2 separate regions of the Homo sapiens genome follow, and region 2 is linked to region 1. Evidence: read pairs that join two places in POLR2A ChIA-PET (ENCODE). Cell type or tissue: endothelial cell of umbilical vein. All regions are shown on one strand. Links, peaks and the distances in the headings refer to the core of each region. The heading gives the core; the rest is flanking DNA.

What was found. ChIA-PET counts read pairs that join two places held together with the same protein. Peaks named below come from ENCODE experiments on the same cell type or tissue, not always from the same donor. Only the 100,000 strongest peaks of a DNase experiment are listed, where the experiment ranks them.
Region 2: POLR2A ChIA-PET joins it to region 1 with 7 read pairs; 1 of 35 experiments calls an interaction of 5 or more read pairs at or near these places.

Annotation. Positions count from the first base shown.
Region 1 is chr5:107,318,595-107,324,846 of GRCh38, reverse strand. No RefSeq gene overlaps it. Among named protein-coding and RNA genes, the nearest start is that of LINC01950, 310 kb to the right of the region's middle. In endothelial cell of umbilical vein, for the core only: no CTCF peak of the experiment used is centred there; DNase peaks (open chromatin) are centred at 1,686, 2,736 and 3,766; H3K27ac peaks cover 1,864 bases.
Region 2 is chr5:108,293,088-108,299,339 of GRCh38, reverse strand. All of the region lies in intron 4 of FBXL17 (F-box and leucine rich repeat protein 17), which reads left to right. Among named protein-coding and RNA genes, the nearest start is that of FBXL17, 86 kb to the left of the region's middle. In endothelial cell of umbilical vein, for the core only: no CTCF peak of the experiment used is centred there; a DNase peak (open chromatin) is centred at 3,159; H3K27ac peaks cover 1,413 bases.

The DNA.
Region 1 (6,252 bases), core at 572-5,571:
AGAGGACCTCTAAAATTTCAAGAAAATCTTTTTTTAGCCTCAAAACTTTTATTTTTAATAAGCAATACAGGGTAATACAGTCACATGGTTCAAATAAAAATAATACACACTGAGGAGAATTTGTTTACATTCTGTATCACCTCCTTTACCTCCTCCGTGTAACGACTTTTACTAGGCTTTTATGTAAGTGTAATCTTTAATGATTGAATTTCAAGCACCAACAGCTGATGGGGAAATAAAATTTTAAGACAGAGAATATTTTCTTCAAATGACAAACTATAAATGGCCATCTATTTCAACAACTATTTATAAAATGGTCCTGAAATTTAGAAATAAGCATTGAGAAACCGTCGCAATTCTGCACTCCCCAGCCAAAGACCAATCATTTGATAGCCATACTATCAGACGAAATAGGTTATTGTAAAACTCTTAGTTGCTGAGAGAAACATCCAACTATTAACTCATAGCAGATTTTAATTCAGAGAAATTTAAATCTTTGTAACAAAGGTTTACATGTCTTATCCCTTCTCAAATTTCCTATCCTTTTGCTGGTATGCAAGAACAAACATGCAATAGTGATTACATAGGTAATAATACCACAGCCCTGCTGTGTTTCACCAGTGTGAATGCAAGCAGCTGCACCAGACTTGCTCAGCTTCTTTCCTATAGGTTTTCCTTTTACTTTTCTCTATGGCAACAGCCCCCAAAAGTTAACCCCCACCCCTTTTATTTAGAAAAATCAATTTGATTTGAATTATAAAACCCTGAATACATTTAGTCTTAGAGATGTATTTGATATTATCTTTTCTTCAAAGTTCATTTCTTGTGACAGTCTCATTCAAAATTATAAGTATTAAAAAATAAAAGTGAAGTTCTGGATGTCAAATAGTAACCATGTGTTTGGGATTGTCAGAGGGGAGGTACGAATCTCGGGGCTTTTGAATCTATTCAACAGCAGATGTAAAGATCAAAAAGGGAAAATCAGAAGTATGAATATAGGGAAAATACTTTGAAGTGGAAGTGTTTTTTACCAGAGGAAACCAATTTCCCCAATTTACTAACATAAAGTTGGGCTGCATAAACCCGCGGAGTGAATGAGCTGACACTGAAACGTTTGTAAACAGACTAGCAGATGGGAGAGTGTGCTGTGAGTTGTCTGCCTTCTCGTTCTCTTTTATTATATGAGGAGAATACAAAAACAAAAAATAAAAAAAACAGAGGTTGGGAAGATTACTTGGGACTACTTAGAATTCTGAGTAAAAGGACACCTGGGCCATTTTGAATAACTGACTATGTCTCTGTAAGCATACAATCAATAAGTCAGCATTTCTAAAATTTAAAAATCTTTATGCTTCTTCATGTTTTAAGTGTATTATGGAAGTAGATTTATGAAATACTGTCATTTTGGACAAAATAAAAAATTTAAATTTATTTATAATTTGGCCTTTATAACAATTGTCCAAAATTTTTAGCAATTTTGTTATTGCCCTTATTTAATAAGTAATTATTACTATTTAGGGATCTTCAAACGTTGCTTGACCTAAGGAGCCCCAGGGAATCTTAGAGCAAGAGTATTATGTGGGTTTCGGAGCTCTTTGCTTTTCGTGTTTTATTTTTTCAGGAGGTTTCAAGATCATCTGTTTCCTCTGGCTTCTCGTGAATGACTTTGTGGATGACTTTGCCTCTTTCTTTGGTGTATGTGTTATGATGATCTCAATGAACAACATGTTGGACTCTGTGAATTTGCTTCCATATGGAACAAGTTAGCAGCTATTTAATTTCTAAAAATGTTTATGAAGTCTACAGTCCATTGTTATTTTTAGAGAGGCCTGTGCAGATCTTCACCAGACGGTTATTTCAGGGCTCCAGAGATTCTTCCTTTTCTTTATGAAACTCCTCCAGAAAACACACCACCTTAAAACTATACTGAGTTATTGTAAATATTAAAATCAAGGTATTGATTCCTTGTCTTATTCACATTAAATCTTTTCTAATAGAAGTTAGTTTGTATTTAGCCACGTGACAAACAGAATTTTTTTATTAAAAGATTTGCCTATAAGCTTCTTTGATTTTATAATTAATGATTCATAATAATTTATGAATTAATGTATTTGTAATCAACAAAAATGCATATGATACTTTTAGGAATCATGTAAGCCCTTAAAAAAAAGCTACTTTAAATTCATCTGTTTTTAGCATGTAACTGAGTCTTAGAGACAATATTGAACTCATGGTGGTTTCCAGGTTTCCAATATCATGGTTGTTAGGTGATTTAATTTTTTTTCTTGGTCTATTAACTCAGAGTTACCCATTTGTTCAAGGGTTTGACACTTTTTAGTATTCAGCCTTCATCACTCCTTCGGAAAGATTCTTGTGGTTGAATGTTGAACACTCACAAAAGCTGAGAGGTATTTAAATGTGAAAATGAATTCTTATAATTAGATTTACTCTTTTTAATCAAGGATGCAAAATACTGTTTCTTGTTCTCAATGAAATTTAGGAGATGAAGTTGTGAAAATATAAAAAAGTAAATGCATCTGTTTCTGCCTATTTGAAAATCTGTATCTCTCTTGAATTGTTCTTTTTTGATAATGTTCTCATTACATGATTACTTAGTTGTAGCTGTAAGAGAATATTTGAATTACAAAAATGCCAGTCTGGTGGCATTAGAGAAATATACTGTGGGCGAAGCTTATCTCTGGGTGGCAACTTAAGGTAAAACAATTATGGAAAAAGGAAATGCCATGAGAAAGGAAGTGTGAAAGGAAAATGATTCATGTCAGGAATTATAATTTGGCTCCCAACAAGTTTGGAGTTGTAGGGACCTATTTAATAATTTTTCACACAGAACCTGTTTAGTAGACATTACAGGCAAAATCCTAAAATGCAAGCTCTTTTTTTTTCTTTTTAAAGCTGATAGGGATTCAATGAATTTTTTTTTCTTAAAACATTAATTTTAAAATAAAGTGAATTTGTCAGTCTCGGGAACCTGTCTCTCTCTTTCTCTAGATGAAAAATAATTTTGTTTTGATTTATGCATTTAATATTTCACACTGGAAATGTAAAACTACAGCAGTTATTTTATAGTGACTGAGATCAGGAAATATGGTGGTAATTCATTATATTTATTATTTTTCGTTATAAAACTATAAATCAATGTTATTGGAAATTAAATGTCTGGTCTACTGTGAGGGCATTTTGAGGTATAACAGTACTTTCCATAAGGCTTTCCAGGATCTGACAGAAACCTGAATTATTCATAAGAGTCTTAGATTTTTTCCTTCAGCCCAATCAAATTAATAAAACAATTTCAATTCTAAAAGCTATTAATACTCTGTGGAAGAGAGCAAAAGCATGCATTTATCTTCAGTTTTTATGTTGAATTTTGTTTACTTCTGGGAATCAAAAAAACCAAAAAAGTAAATGTTTTAAAAAAGGTGGAATACTAGGTCTGATCATTGTTACTTTGCTAGTATAATACAGTAGTGTTATAATTTTTGTTCTTCCGTTGTCATTGTACTTCAAAGAAAGACGATTACTTGTGTCCCTTGAAGGGTTTTTTTGAACTCCTTCTTAAGGAAAAAAATAAAATCATATAGAAGCATTTTAGTTTTTAGGAGTAATTACTATTCCATATTCAAAATGTTTGAAGTCCCTAAAATGGACCCATAATATGAGTGAAATGGAATCATAACATGTGATAAGGCAAACATAAACAGCTGTATAAAACACATATCAAAAGGAACAAAGACATTATGTCACTGGGTATGGTAGATAAGCAAATTATTTAGTTGGCCACTGAACTGGATTGACTTGACATTTTTGGCATGTACAGCAAATGGGAAATACGTTGGTTACACAATCTTCATTGTCTAACCTGAAAGCAATTATATGGTTAGCGGAGAAAAACTTATATCAGGATATAAATTCAAAGAGAAATTTTTTTGTGTGGATTCTTGAAAAAGGGACTTTTAATAATAAAGTAGACAGCATCTTCAATGCCAGCTTTGTCTTATAGAAAGATTGTTCAAATGGACCCTTTTTGAATCAGTCCTCTTTGAAGGTTGAGGATATGATATTAAACCATAACTCAGTGAAGGCAACCCTAGGGGTGCTTGGATAATAAAGTGTAAGTATTCCACTTGTTGAAGATATGGCTTAATACAGGGATAGAACTGGGAGAATCCAGAAGAAGGAAGTGCTTTCAATATCCCTGGACAGTCTCTCTCAAATTCCATATGCTTTAAGCAGGCCTGGATTATTGTCAACTTCGGGATACTCTTCTGAACTAGAAACAGATAGATGGGAATGAAGCACAACTGCTCTATTATGAAAGCTCAACTTGTATTTTCATCATCCAGAAAGTATTACCTTTTAGCACAGTCACGGGCAGCTACAATACTTGGAGAGAGGACCAATCTGTTCTCCATATCTTCCTATTGCCTAGCTATTGTAACCATAGAGCATGCTGGTTTTGAATTAGCCAGAGAAATGTTTATGCTACCTGTGGAAAGTAAAAATGCATCTTGATAGCCCTGCCAGGAAGTGTTAGCTGCAAAATACACATACCATACCTAAATCTGTTGAATAGTGTTATTTTAAAATGTCCATTTAAATGTTAGCGTAAGACTACCAGATGTTACCAATTTTGATGGAAATGAGATCAAGTGACCTCTTTGAATTTATGAACTGATGAGTCCAATGCTTAAGACTTTTATTTGTTTTATTGTCAGAGAATATTCAACAGTTTGGCCACTGTAAAGAAGGATATTTGGCATTCTGTTTGCTATAGCAAGAGGGAATACAGCTTGTTTCTTGAATAGCTGTACCATATGTTGTAGTTGTGGGCTGGTTTGATATGTGTTCTACTATTTGAAGGGGGATGGGTGATCAACAGGGAGGCTGGGTTAAGATATTGCAAGTTGAAAACTGAATAATAGTGCTGGAAATCAACTTGCAGCTTAGAGTTTATAAAGCATGTCTAAGAAGTCAAGAAGTTGAAATTCAGAATATAAGGAGCATCCATTTGTAAAAGTTGGCAATTCTGAAGGACTTTGACTTTCAATTTGACAGGATAAGAACAGAGTAAGAATAAGCTGGGAGGCTGAGAGGGCGGGCTCATGCCTGTAATCCCAGCACTTTGGAAGGCTGAGGCAGGTGGATCAACTGAGGTCAGGAGTTTGAAACCAGCCTGGCCAACATGGCAAAACCCCATCTCTACTAAAAATACAAAAATTAGCCGTGTGTGGTGGCATGTGTCCAGCAACTTAGGAGGCTGAGGCAGGAGAATCGCTTGAACTTGGGAGGTGGAGGTTGCAGTGAGCCGAGATCATGCAATTTCACTCCAGCCTGGGTGACAGAGCAAAACTCTGTCTCAACAACAACAACAACAAAAACAAAAAAACTGAGAATAGTTTGGGGACAGAAGTGGAGTCCTTTAGGAATTTATCAAGTCCTTTGTCTTGGATACTGTCATTGGCTTCCGTTTGGGGAGGTCCATCAATTATACAAAATATAGAGATAGTTGTGTGAATTTAAATAAAGATTTATACGTCTATTAATTCTGTCAAAAGTCAAGTTATAAATAACCATGTCTCCCTATCTTTATTGTTTTCTCTGTGCCTGATTTCAAAGCTTCTCATTGAAATCTTATTATATATGTTTTTATAAAACATGAAATTTATATATTATATAAACATTTATATTTATTTTATATATTTATATGCTGCATACCGAAAAAATTTTGAATGTGGAAATGAGAGAAGGAAAGAGAAGAAAAGAGGAACGTGTTAATTTCTTAGAGCTGCCATAACACAGTACTTCAAGGTGGATGGCTTTAAACAGTAGAAATTTATTTTTTCACAGTTCTGGAGGCTGGAAGTTCGAAATCAAGGTAATGGCAGAGCCATCCTCCTTCCTCCCTTCCTCCCCTCCCTTCCTTTCTCCCCTCCTTCCTCCTCCTCCTTCTTTTCTTTTCTTTTCTTTCTTTCTTTCTTTCTTTCTTTCTTTCTTTCTTTCTTTCTCTCTCTCTCTTTCTTTTCTTTCTTTCTTTCTTTCTTTTTCTTTCTTTCTTTTTTTCTTGCTTTCTCTTTCTGCCTTCCTTTTCTTTTCTCTCTTTCTTTCTGACAGGGTCTCACTCTGTCACTCAGGCTGGAGTGCAGTGGTGCCATCACAGTTCACTGTAGCCTTCACTTCCTGGGCTCAAGCGATCCTCCCACCTCAGCCTCCTGAGTAGCTAAGACCATAGACATA
Region 2 (6,252 bases), core at 766-5,765, 970 kb before region 1:
TTAATGGTATCTTGAGGTAGGGAGATGGGTGGGTGAGAACCTCAGGTTTAATTTGGAAATAGAAGAGAGGGATCTGCCCTAACGCTTTAAACTAGGTGCAGATTGGGAATTTATCCTGTATGTATGTCATAAAGGTATAAAGGTCCAACTCTGCCATTTGTTTAAAAGAAAAACAAACTTGATAGAATCTTGACAGATTTTTAACAATTTTAAATAATTTAAAAAGCTGTTATAAATCAGACTGTTTTTTAAAATAGCAGTAAACATTTGGGGCTTTTTTGTTCAGATATGTACTCATGTTAAAATGAGGTATCCATATTGGCAGCTAGGTAATAGAGGAAAAAGTGTTATACTCTCCTAATACATTAAATGCTGGCACTATATATGAAACTGAAAGTAAATAATATTATTTAAATCAGTGTGCTATACTTTTAATGTGGATATGGAAAAAAGGCTCATTTTAAAAACTGCAAGAATAAATATATTTTAAATGCTGACATGTTAGGTTTTTATTTTTTGTTTTATTTTGAAAATATGTATACACTAAATTAGGTTTTTGATTAATGGTTAAGAATAGTGAATAAACAAACATGGATTTAAAAATTAAATTGAATTAGGAATTATAAGACTTTGATACTTTTATTTAATATTCTGTATGAGGAAGATAGTATATTACTATATCAAAGGATGAACTGTGTTTTGTGTTGATCAAGAACTTTGCTATTAAAAAAAAGATTTATATTTTTTTACAGTTACAACATTGTTTCCCATCTCTCAGACTGAATTTTTGTTGATTTCTCCTTAGCATCATTAGGCAAGTTAGTGGAATTTAATTTTTATAAAGAAAAACTTAGGGCTTTAGATGCTTTCAGTAAAATTTAAAGCCTACTGAAGTTTTGTTTAGATTTTAGTTTAAATCTATGATTGTCTTGATTTATTGATCTTCTTTGACTGGTGGAGTAGAAAGAAATAACTTTCTCTATGCACAGATTTTATACAAAAACGATTTTTCTCAGTGCTTTCTGTTTTATTTAGATGTTTGGAAGCCAAATTCTGTGTGTCTTGTTCACATAGTAGTAAGAAGTAGCAAGAAGACTATAACTTAAATAGACAAAAAGTTATTGTTGGGGCATTGTATATCATATGGAGCTGTACTTTCTAGAATTTCTAGGGTACTTTATGTTTCTTGCTCCCTAAAAAGAAAAACAAATTAGTTATATAATAGTAAATTAAAATTGTATAATATAAGCCCTACATGGGTATTTGTGGCAATTCAGGAGTAATTGCTTTATCATCATTCTGTTCAGAAGTAATTGCATTGCTTTTGGTGACTGTAGCTTACATTTAGAATTCAGTCAGTTGGGTCATATGCCATTTTTATAAATGGAGAATATAATGCCATAAACTGTAAATTTTTGAAGATATATGGATTCTGATTTTGCTGAATATTTTAGGTTTTTTGTTTGTTGTAAAAACTGTATTTCTACCAAAGGAATAGAATGTTAAATGCTTATTCAGTAAGAATTCTAAAGCATGAGTTAAGTTGGAATAAATGACTTAAAATTATTTCTTAATTTGTTATGAATAAACTTTTTTTGAAGTTTATTTCTGAGTTGCTTAATGTTTTTTGTAGTACTGAATGCTAATTTTGAAAGCAATGTTTCAGAAACATTTAAAAAACAATTTTAGCAGTCTTGTATAGATGATCAGTCAGTATGATTCTTAAAATTCTCGTTGAAGGTATCCAAAATTATTTCCCTCTGCACAGAATAAACAGTTAATGTGATGTTTATGCATTGGATTTTTGATGTTTGAGTCTTTAAATTGCCACATAGTCTGAAAATAATTTTATTTTACTGGTAATGCTTTTGGGATATTTATTCCTATATATATGGAGATTGAGCACCATCTCTTGGTCAACCTGAAGTATATTAATTTGCAAATTCAGCAACAATTGTTAATTAAATTCCTTAATTACTGAGGTTCTATATATTACATAATTTTGTCACAATAAGGTCTTATGTCTAAAGACTGTACTTCTCATAAAATTCACCAGAATGCCTTTACTGTTGTAGATTATAAAATGACTCACTTTTATTACCTTTACTGTTTAAGTTTCTAACTTTGCTATATACTACTGAATTATAAGTTTTCCTTTAAAAGAGGTGAATGGTCTTAATCCTGTGTTAAGAATAAACCCTGTTTATTTATGGAGTTATTAAATATGATTATTTGCTTTAAGTGGAGATTATCCAATTGAAGAAGGTTAGGTGATTTATATATTGTTACCTATGCATGCTAGGTTTATTATTTCAGAAAATGATGCTAAATTTAATATTTAAGATAATAAAATACTTTTTATTTTCCTTTAATATCAATTTGAATGAAAAAAGTATATTATCTAATTGAGCAACAATGGAATTAGGTATATTAAAAACAAAAATTACCATTTTTGTTATTAATATGTAATTTTTAGAATTTTGATTTTTGTCATATTGAATGTGTTATTTTGTTTGAAATGGATACTGTCGAAGTATGTATTAGTAAATGAAGTTTTCATTTTAAAAGATATTTTAATGATAGATTTAATACAGATATTAATAAAGCTACTTATTTTCTCAGAGCAAAGCAAAAAAATAAATATGAAATGACATTTCATGGTTTCGAAGATATTAAAAATGTGTGTTCTTTAAGACTAGATATAGAAGGCAACTGGTACTTCTCTCCATTCCTGACATCAAAGTGAGGCTACAGCTGCATCAAAGTCTTAACCCTCATACATTAATAATGTACAGTAAATAAATCAGTGCTTTTGGGTTTTAGGGAGGTTGATTTTTTTATTTTAGGTTGTACTTTCTAAACATAAATCATTCAGTACTTAGTATTAGATGTATTATTAGCAAGAAAATAGTTATAAATAAGGCCGAAAGAAACAAGTTTAAGAAACTAAATTGGCATTTTATATTTCATAACAAAGTCACTGATTTTTTATATGAAAATGAAGACTTGTAGTGTCAGCTGTATTACATTGTTTCAAATCATGAATCATATCCTGATTCCCCTTGACTCCTCTTGCTTTTTCCTTATCCACTTAATGTCATCACTTCTTCCTAGTGTTCTAATCCAGAAACTTGAGATTCAGCCTTGATTCTTCCCTATCTCTTGTCTTTCTCCTAAAAATTTAGTGTCTAAGCTTTGGAAATAACTTTATTCTTTCTTTTCTCCTCACAACTCTCTTATTTCAGTCTTCCTCATCTATTCCAGAGAGCTTATTGTGTAATGTTGACTAATTGAATTACTAATGTTATTGTCTCCAATCTCTTCCCTGTTCCACCCTATTCTTACTAGCACTGAAAGGTTTTTTTTTTTTTTTTTGGTTTTGTTTAATTTTCCTACTAGAACACTTGGCTGGTCATTTTAAAGATTCTTTAATGGCTATCTACTGTGTGCTACACAGTCGAATCTAAATTCCTTAGAATGTCACTCGCTAGAACTTTATAGTCTTGTTCCAGTTGACCTTAAGCCTTACTTTTTTCCTTTCTCTTTCCCTTTCCTACCTTTTGAGACCTGAGGCACAGGCCAAATTTGTGAAGTGTTACTTTAAGAATTAATCATGCTGGTTTGAGCTCTATTAGCAATTGGATTGTATTACTGGAAGATCTCTTATTACTAGAAGGTTTGTTGATTGTGTGTGTGTGTTGATAGTTGTGAACTCTTTGAAAACAGTAACTGATTTGTTTGTTTGATCTGTCAATTTCAAGTCTTAAGGATAGTGCTTGGCAGGCAGGAGTCTGTATAATAATATAGTAAAAAGTATGGACTCTGGAGCAGACCGTCTGGGTTCAATTCTTAGCTCCTCTACTTTGTCTCCTTGAACAATTTACTTAATTCCCTAGCCCTTCAGTAAAATGGGGATTATAACAGTATTTATGTTATAAGAATACTATGAGGATTAAGTGTGTTAATATACATGTAATGTGCTTAGAATATATGAGAATTAAATGCTCAATGTTATTTTTTATATTTAAAAAATATTAAAAATTTACTATATTTCAAAATTTGGAAAAGTATATGAATTTGGGAGAAAGTTCTTAAATATTTTTTCTTGTAGTAAAATATCACAAATTAATGTTAATTGAAAATATTTTCTTGACTGAAAAATATTTTAAAATTTTACTAGGAATCGAATTGTGTAAAGTTTCAGTAAATAATATATCCTTCAGAGTTAAAAAAGTGTACTCTTATATAAATATTTTTTGTTGTTGCTGCATTGTGTTAAAGTAATGTCACTCTAAATAACTACTAACCAAAATGTGTCTTTTTTAGGAATATAAATACTGTTAAGAACAAAAGTAAATTGACACCTTATCTGTAAAAGTAGACTCTTAAATTTAAAAATGAAGACCTAACATAGGTGTTTTTGTTTTAAATATAGGCTGAATGTAGTAACATTAGTAGATGGCTTTAAAGAACAACTGTGGATATGAAGTAAGTCATTCTGTAACAAGGTTTATTGCAGAAATAGACTTGCTTATGACTAATAATGGCTTAGATTTGTATTTTTTTGTTTTTTTAACTTGTTTTTATATTTGTTGTCTTGATGAGTTTTCTTATCACTTCTAGCCAAGTTCAGAGTAAAGACTTACCTTTATGCAGTTTGCTTTCAGTGGTTTATGGAGGAAGAATATGGATGGATACAAATGTCAAGAGAAGAGAGAGAGAGTTAAATTTGATTTCTTCAGTTTGAGATTTTTATTCTTTGCTTGGCATTGTAAGATGAAGTTTAAAAGCCTCTGTTGGGATATAAACTTCTGAACCTAGACAGTTCTCCTCAAAAATTCATAAAAATATTTATAATGATTGAGAATCACTGAATAATGTTAATATTAGCTTAGATGATAAAGCACAAAGTATTTTTTGGGAGCCTACAGCTATTAGGAATTACAAAAAGTATACACTTCAGACAATAAAATAAGAAGAATTCATCCTTTTTTGGGTTAGAGCCTGTATTTTGAACACTACTGTCAGTAAGTGTATATATATATATTTTTTTTTTTCAGTATATATATATATATGTTCTGAATATATATATATTCAGTAAGAATATATATATACCATATATATAGTGTATCTTTTCAAAATACTGTTGATATGTAGTTTTCTTTCTTTGAATGCTTATGTTAGAAATAAGTATAGATTTGACAATCAGTTTTTTTAATATCATGTCTGCTTTGAATTTTTTTATCTTAATGATTGAAATACATTACTTCTCCTTTTTTTTTTTTTTTTTTTTTTTGTGAGACAAGAGTCTCGCTCTGTCTCCCAGGCTGGAGTGCAGTGGTATGATCTCGCCTCACTGCAGCCTCCGCCTCCTGGGTTCAATGGATTCTTGTGCTTCAGCCTCCCAAGTAGCTGGAATTACAGGCATGTGCCACCATGCCTGGCTGATTTTTGTGTTTTTAGTAGAGATGGGGTTTCACCACGTTGGCCAGGTTGGTCTTGAATTTGTGACCTCAAGTGATCAACCCACCTCGGCCTCCCAAAGTAATGGGATTACAGGCATGAACCACCACGCCTGGCCAAAATACATTACTTCTGAGTGAGATCCTCGTTATTAATAATGTTCTTAAATAATTTCTGCAGTGGTAAAATTAATGACTTAACAGCAAATACCTGTTTGCTTTTTATGGTGTTTCATCTTTTGATTATAAAATATACCGTGATTTAGCAAGCAAGTCTGGTTTATTTGGAGAAGTTACTTAAGCATATAATCTTCATTTTAGACTTACAATTTTGAAGCTGTATTTTTGTTTTGGAAATTGTATATGATCCCCTAAAAGTTTTGTGCTCAGAGTCAGGTAGAGACTTAGGGAAATTATAGAGGAAACAGAAGTATTCCAATATTATTTTCTAGGAATAAAATTACACATGTCCCCATATTTGAAAATGTCTTTCACTTAATGGAATTCACAGTTTTCACACTTTGTTTTAGATGTGAAAGCTTTCAGTAGTTTCTTGTGAATAGGCCACTAAAATTAGTGTAAAATATTTCAATTTTCTAAAATAACTTATTAGTATTACAATATTTCACTTTATAATGAGAAATCCTTATTGTAAGATGTAATGATTCCTACCAAGAAATATTTAAAGTATGAGCAATAACCATATTTTCAGACTAATAAGAAACTAATATAGGAATACTGTTTCTATTCAACAAGTTTTTTTTTGTTTTTTTTTTTTTGTTTTTTTTTT